Regions from separate parts of the Homo sapiens genome. Here regions 2 and 3 are each linked to region 1. A link is an interaction called in ENCODE POLR2A ChIA-PET data of the cell type or tissue named here. Cell type or tissue: MCF 10A. All regions are shown on one strand.

Region 1 (2,500 bases):
GAATGGCTCTGACAACCAACAGCCCAGGATCAGACATATAAAAACGTAAGTTCAGAAACATATGCATGTTCTTACCTCCCATTTGGCACAGACATCTCTACTCTTTTCTTCTAAAGACATCTTTATGTCCTCAGTTACATTATTTTTTAGTTCTTCAACAGCTTTCAAATACTTGGCCAGACTTTTTGTATTAGAAATTATTAGTGCTTCCTAAAAAAAAAAAAAATTGCAAACAAAATCATAAAAGCCTCATTCTACTGCCAAATCCTCAAAATCCTCTAAGCTAATTTTGGTATGTCTTTAACTGGTAAAGTGGGAAGGTGCTCTCTGAAGAATATCTGAAGATTTATAGGAGACTTCTCTTTGTAAATCGAGGTTGCTAGCCCTTTGAAATCTCTTAAATTCTTTTCAAAAGAGTGCCAAAATATTTATTATTCAAATGTAGTTACACATAAGGCCCAGATTAAGATACCTTTATGATATTCAAAATGATTTTTGTTACCCCATTGATAAGTAATTATAAAGTTCACTGTACAGGGTTAATGAGCCCCTGGCTAAGTTTCCTCTAAAGTTCTTAAGTATTGAGCAGACAACCATACTTCAGAAGCAATATAATATGAAGAGTATATCACAGTTTTGTTTCGTTTTGTTTTTTGTTTTGAGATAGGATCGCGATCTGTCACCTAGGCTGAAGTGCAGTGGCACAATCACAATTCACTGAAACCTCAAACTCCTGGGATCAAGCAAGCCTCCCACCTCAACCTCCCAAAATGCTGGGATTATAGGTGTGAGCCACATGCCTGGCCAAGACAAAATTTATAGAAAGGTTAACTATCGTGCATAAGCAGTTATGCTGAAAGGAGGCCAATTTGTTTCACCATCAACTTCAAAGTTTTGCCCAGGGCCACTCATGTTGGCAGTTCCTCCCCAGCAGTACACAAGAATGGGAACAGCCCTGACAGGTATGTGTCTGCTCCTAACCTGACATACTCTACAGGAACAGAAACCTGGCCTAGGTAACTAGCGAATGACAGAACAAAAAAACAGGTCGGGGCCTGTGTGTGAAAAAGGCAGAAAACCTACAGGAGAGAGAAGATGAATAACTCCGGGAGAAGCTAAGCAGGGTGGGAATTCGCTCATTCACTCATTACACATTTTTATGGACCGGCTGCAGGTAAGGCACAATGCTGAGCTCCAGGGCTCTCCTCCAAGGCCTCCTTGAGGACTGCTAGATTTATGACCTGGGGACACACTTTTACCCTGTATGCTATTCATAGCTGGGAGCTCCCACTGCCCATGTGTGCATGCCTACCAGGGCAGGGATCTTGCTTCTGTTGTGAGAGTGTATCCACTTGACTAAATGCCATTGGCAAAATGGGGGAAAACCAAAAGGAAGAAGGTCAGGGAGAGGAAAATGGTGTGAAAACTGACACCTCCAGCCCTTCTCTGGTAAAGGAGCCAAGAAGCTGGGCACAGTGGCTCACGTCCATAATCCCAGCACTTTGGGAGACCGACATGGGAGGATCACTTGAGGCCAGGAGTTTGAGACCAGCCTTGACCAACAGAGTGAGACCCTTTCTCTATAAAAAAAATTTTTTTAAATTAGCTGGGCGTAGTGGTGTTTGCCTGTAGTACCAGCTACTTGGAGGCTGAGGCAGGAGGATAGCTTGAGCCCAGGAGTTGGAGGCTGCAGTGAGCTGAGACAGCACCACTGAACTCCAGCCTGGGTGACAGAGTGAGACCCTGTCTCTAAGAAAAATAAAAATTCAAAGAGGGAGACTAGGACCCTCTATTTTTTTTTTCCTTCTCTTTTTCCTGACCAGACCATCTCTACCCACCTAGAATCCAGCCTCACCATCGTTTAAAACAAGCATTCATTCTTAAGGTCAATTTAGTACTTTCAGGAACCTAGGAGTAAAAGTGAAAATAAAAAACAGAGGGAAGTGGTTGAAGGTGGCAGCTAGCAAAATTCAAACGGCGTGAGATCAAGCAGACAAGGGCTACTAAGGTCATAGGAAAAGCAATGCTGAAATGACTGACAACAGGGCCCCAGCGTGGTTAGCAAATCCAGTAGGCCAAAACAGGGTTGAGGCCCAGAAGACAGACAGAGGCCGTGATGAGAATGAAGAGAGACTCCTATAGGGCGCCCTTTCATAAAGAGTAGGCGCAGGAATGGGGCAATGCCTTCCTGCATCTTTATTTCCCCTAAATGCCCAGCTCATTATAAGTGTTCAATAAAGTGTGCTAAATGCTGAATATGAATGAAAAAAAGTATTACTCTACCTCTCCAATTTGCTCCAAGGTAGAGGCATTTAGCTTTGCTTCTAATCCCCCAAGCACCTCCCACCATGTTAATTAATAGTGAGTCTCTGGTTTGGTGACATCTTAAGCTGCAACCTCAGCCTATCAAACCATAAAAATCAACCTGAAACTGTCTCCATACAAAACATTATTGGGTCTTTAACTATAGAAAAGTATGCTTCCATGAATAACTTTTATC
Region 2 (2,500 bases), 76 kb after region 1:
ACTCCAGGAAACTATAATCACCAATGTTGAAATTAGATAAGGGAAATAATGTTTTGAACAGGCACATTTAGAATGACCTCCAATTCAGAGTGTTAAACCATACACTAAATCCAGCAAATGGTTACAATTTAACATACTATATTAACTTCTTAGTTTTTCTATCTTAAAGGTGATGTTATTTTAAGTTTTGTTTTTCTAATGTACTACTTCAAGCTCTGAATAATTACACCCCCACCCGACATACATGGATACAGAAAAGCTCAGAAAATCTTGTATCTCATGGGGCTAATTAAAAAGGATTTTTATTTCTATAAGGAATGAATGAGATCTTTGTTAACCCACTTTAACAAGACTCTAAATGACCCTGGATTTATCTTGCCCTAGTTTTCAAAATGTAACTGACCCAGAATAAAGTAAGCTTATCCCCAAATTCCTGGCAAAAACAGAACCAAAGTTCCCAGAAGCCAAAACTGTATATAAAAGCTAAAAAAAAAAAAAATTTGAAAAACACTTTGCAGTGCAAATACCACAAAAGCTCTTATTTTATTTTTCATTTAATTAGAATATTTTTAAGATTATAAAGCTTGAGGCCAGGTGCGGTGACTCATGCCTGTAATCCCAGCACTTTGGGAGGCCAAGGCAGGCAGATCACCTGAGGTTGGGGGTTAGAGACCAGCCTGACCAACATGGAGAAACCCCGTCTCTACTAAAAATACAAAATTAGCTGGGTATGGTGGCTCATGCCTGTAATCCCAACTACTCGGGAGTCTGAGGCAGGAGAATCACTTGAACCTGGGAGGCAGAGGTTGCAGTGAGCCAAGATTGTGCCATTGCACTCCAGCCTGGGCAATAAGAGTGAAATTCCGTCTCAAAAAAAATAAATAAATAAAAAGATTATAAAGCTTAATATCAAAGCAAACAAACTTCCAAGAAAACACAGCAAAAGACAATATCAGTTACTATCACAGGAACTTTCTAGAAGCTTTTGTATTGTTATAGTAAAACACTGATAGCCAGTGAGGGACTATAGCTTGATTGCTTTCTCTGGTGTAATAAGCATCTAACCAGCCAAAGATAATTTGCTTTTATTTATCATAACTGAGTAATCTGAATTGGTTAGAGAAGCAAAAATATTACCTGCTAATACATGTCTTTTCTTACTCTTCATTAATCATTAACCTCAAAATCCCACACTGGGGACTTTACTACAAAAGGGTAGAAATTCCACCCAGAAGCCTTTATTAAAAAATTAATTAATTATTTATTTTAAAGACAGGGTCTCACTCTGTCATCCAGCCTAGAGCACAGTGGTACGATCATAGCTTACTGCAGGCTCAACTCTTGGGCTCAAGAGGTCCTCCCACCTCAGCCTCCCAAGCAGCTGGACGTACAGGGGAATGTTGCCATGCCCAGCTAATTTTTTTTTTATTTTTTGTGGAGCCAGAGGGGTCTCACTACATTGCCCAGGCTGGTCTCAAACTCCTGGGCTCAAGCAGTACTCCCATTTCAGCCTCCCAAAGTGCTGGGATTACAGGTGTGAGCCACTGCACCAGCCGAGAAGCTTTTATTAATAGTGTTCCTCTTCCTAAGACTTCACATGGCTTCATTCACTCACAGTTATAAGGTAGAACAGAGTCTTCTCTCATAAACAGAATACGAAAGCACTATTGAGCCCCTAAACATCATAGACACACTTCACTGCCTGAAGCCTAAAGAAATCATGTTTCCATCCTATCTGACAATTTTCATGAACATTCAAAAGTTCTTCTAATTTGGGGTACTTCATAGAACTTTTTTTAATATAGAAAATGGCCACTCACTCATAATAAAATTGTTTATTGAAAACCTAAAATATTCAGAAACTTGATTGGCAATAACAACTCAGGAATATCATATGTACCTACAACATACTTCGAGGAACTCCGAAAGATTATTGCAGGAAGTGATATCCAAAGATGAGAAGAAATTCAAGAGTAAGAACAGTAAGAAGACAACAATCTCCAGTGAAGTTCTGACCAAACTGTTTCATTTTTACAGTGAGAGGAATTTATAACTCACATTGCAAATAATGCTATATACAGTACGTTTTTTATTCTTCACCTCCATAAAAATGAAACATAAAAAGATATTCCAGACAACATTTTTGGTCATATTTTGGTTGAATTTGTACAATGGATACCACAATTAGAAACATAACCCTTTAAAGTTAAAGACTTCAACTCATCTCCTAAGAATGATTATATTTGCGGCCCAGGCTATTTTTTCACTTCCACATGACATCAACAAGCAAAAGCACATCTAGACTACATGCTTCTTGAAGGTGCCCAATTTATTTCTTTGTACTCCTAACACCTAGACCACTGTGCATGATTGGGGTTCACCATTTACAGAGTAAATGAATAAAATTAAACATTGCATCTCCATTACGATGTTTGTAACCTAACCCACTAAGCTTGGATAATTTTTAATGCTTCTAAAAATAATACAAAAACTGAAAGCC
Region 3 (2,500 bases), 70 kb after region 1:
TTGGAAGACACACAATTCGAATTTCAAAATTTACTAAAAGCTACAGTAATCAAGATAGTGCAATATTGGCACATGGGTTGATCTATATAATAGAAGAATGGAATAGCACTGAAAATCTAGAAGTAAATTCTTCCACTTATGGGCAATTGATTTCTGACAGGCATGCCAAGAAAAGTCAGTAGGAAAAGAATACTTTTTTTGACCAGGCACAGTGGCTGATGCCTGTAATCCCAACATTTGGGAGGCTGAGGTGAGTGGATTGCTTGAGCCCAGGAGTTCAAGACCAGCCTGGACAACATGGTGAAACCGTGTCTCTACAAAAATAAAAAAAAACAAAAAATTAACCAGGTGTGGTGGCACACACCTGTAGTCCCGGCTACTCAGGAAGCTGAAGTGAAAGGATTGCTTGAGCCCAGGAGGCAGAGATTGCAGTGAGCTGAAATGGCACCACTGCACTCCAGCCTGGGTGACAGTGAGACACTGTCTCAAAAAAAAAAAAAAGTTCTAAAATCCAATGTGATGACTGCTCAACTCTGTGAGTATACTGAAAACTACTAAATCATATGCTTTAAATGGGTGAATTGCATTGTATGTGAATTTGATGTCAAATTATATCTTAATAAAGCTTAATAAAATATTAGCTAATATCTATAAGATTATTTGATCAACTTCTGCCTCCTCATTAGCTTATGGGCTCCAACAGTACATGACCCATGTCTGAGTTTGCTCCTCATTTTGCCTGCAGCACCTACCCCAGAGCTTTCATGCTATAGGAATTTAGAAAACATTTATTGAATTAATGATTAAATGGCTAGGGAAGGAGGGAGCAGGAGTTTGTTATTTTTCCTCAATCAACATACAGATTTAAGTACTTAGTTTGTTGGGAAAATATGTGACATAAGATCAGTGATTTCTACTTTGAGCCTCAGCATGTGGAGTCCAGCAACCTCGTGTTGCCACATGAGCAAACCACACCCTTGTGTAAACACCTGACAGTCTTATACTGAGGCTTTTGTTTCCACCCTCACTGGAACATAGCTCCCGGCTCTCTGCGTAAGCAAGTCTTGTATTTTTAGCACATGAAAATAAGCCCACAATACTGATAAAAGTCTAGAAGTTGGGTGCTATTTGTCTCTCCTCCTTCTCACACTCTTCTGATTCATCTAAGTTGCTCAATAAATATCTACGGAATGAAGAAATAAAGAAATGACTACATTTATTTTAACACATATTTGTTACTCCTTGCTACCTTTTAACTACCACATAAAACTGAACACTTTTCTTTTGAAAAATCAAGGTATGTGAGCCTGAACACTTTCTACTGGGGCAGCAGTCCAAGCACCTCTGACTTCTGAGTGCAAAAGAACCAGACTGCACTAAACAGAGCTGTGCTGTGATTATAAATCCAGGGTTCTTACATTTTGGAATGCCAGCAAATTACTCAGGGTTATTGTTTAAGTGCAGGTTTCTGGATCCCAACTCCCAGAGATTCTGATTCAGGGCTTCACATATCTCACTTTGTGAAATACTTGTCTAAATAGATCGGACAATTTACATGTATGACTTACTCTTGAAACAACAGGGAATAAGAAGGGCCTGGCAAAAAATAGCGATGAAATGATAAACTCTGAGATATTAATATATCTCAAAATAAATATTATAACACATGAGTATTTTTTATAGAGATGGGGTCTTGCCATGTTGCCCAGGCTAGTCTCAAACTCCTGAGCTCAAGCTATCCTCCCACAGTGCTAGGATTATACACGTGAGCCACTGCACCTAGCCCTAACACATGGCTATCTTAAGAAACACTTGGAGGGGCTCAGACGGCTTGCTGAAGCAAGTCAGGCCCGGGAATAAGTGGAATGTCACAGGTAAGGAACTATGACACTATTTCATTAAGGGCTACCAATAAAGTAGTCAGGTAAGCATTTTATAAACGAGAAAACTTCCTCCCAGAAGATGGAGGATATTTTATTTGCTCATTCAATAAAACATCTAAGCTGGGTCTGGGGGCTTGTGCCTGTAATCTCAGCACTTTGGGAGGCTGAGGTGGGAGGTTCACTTGAGCCCAGGAGTTCGATACCAGCCTGGGCAACCAGGTGAGACCCTGTCTCTAAAAAGAGCACAAAAATTTAGCCAGGCATGGTGGCGCACAGCTATAGTCCCAACTATTCAAGAGACTGAGGTAGGAGAAGCACCTGAACCTGGGAGGTCAAGGCCACAGTGAGCCGTGATCGTGCCACTGTACTCTAGCCTGGAAGACAAAGTGAGACCCTGTCTCAAAAAATAAAATAAAACAAAACATCTATTGAAAGCCTACTATGTCTTGGATAATATGCTCTGGATCTCACATCTGGTGGAGGAGAAATTCAAATCCAGATGTGTCTGATTCAAAATCCATGTTCTTTTCATTATAGTTCAAAATCAGCTGAAATGCCAAATCCATGGCTACTACCCTATCTCTCACCTCCCCTTCAAATCCAAACTTCTTGAAAGA

What was found. Peaks named below come from ENCODE experiments on the same cell type or tissue, not always from the same donor. Only the 100,000 strongest peaks of a DNase experiment are listed, where the experiment ranks them.
Region 2: POLR2A ChIA-PET joins it to region 1 with 5 read pairs; 2 of 35 experiments call an interaction of 5 or more read pairs at or near these places.
Region 3: POLR2A ChIA-PET joins it to region 1 with 9 read pairs; 1 of 35 experiments calls an interaction of 5 or more read pairs at or near these places.

What each region holds. Positions count from the first base shown.
Region 1 is chr14:63,991,545-63,994,044 of GRCh38, reverse strand. SYNE2 (spectrin repeat containing nuclear envelope protein 2) reads right to left here. Exons shown (of 116, transcript NM_182914.3): 22 at 76-210. Among named protein-coding and RNA genes, the nearest start is that of MIR548H1, 100 kb to the left of the region's middle. In MCF 10A, no CTCF peak of the experiment used is centred here; a DNase peak (open chromatin) is centred at 944.
Region 2 is chr14:63,915,858-63,918,357 of GRCh38, reverse strand. The region is part of intron 2 of SYNE2 (spectrin repeat containing nuclear envelope protein 2); the gene reads right to left. Among named protein-coding and RNA genes, the nearest start is that of SYNE2, 64 kb to the right of the region's middle. In MCF 10A, no CTCF peak of the experiment used is centred here; no DNase peak of the experiment used is centred here.
Region 3 is chr14:63,921,806-63,924,305 of GRCh38, reverse strand. The region is part of intron 2 of SYNE2 (spectrin repeat containing nuclear envelope protein 2); the gene reads right to left. Among named protein-coding and RNA genes, the nearest start is that of SYNE2, 70 kb to the right of the region's middle. In MCF 10A, no CTCF peak of the experiment used is centred here; DNase peaks (open chromatin) are centred at 1,015 and 1,465.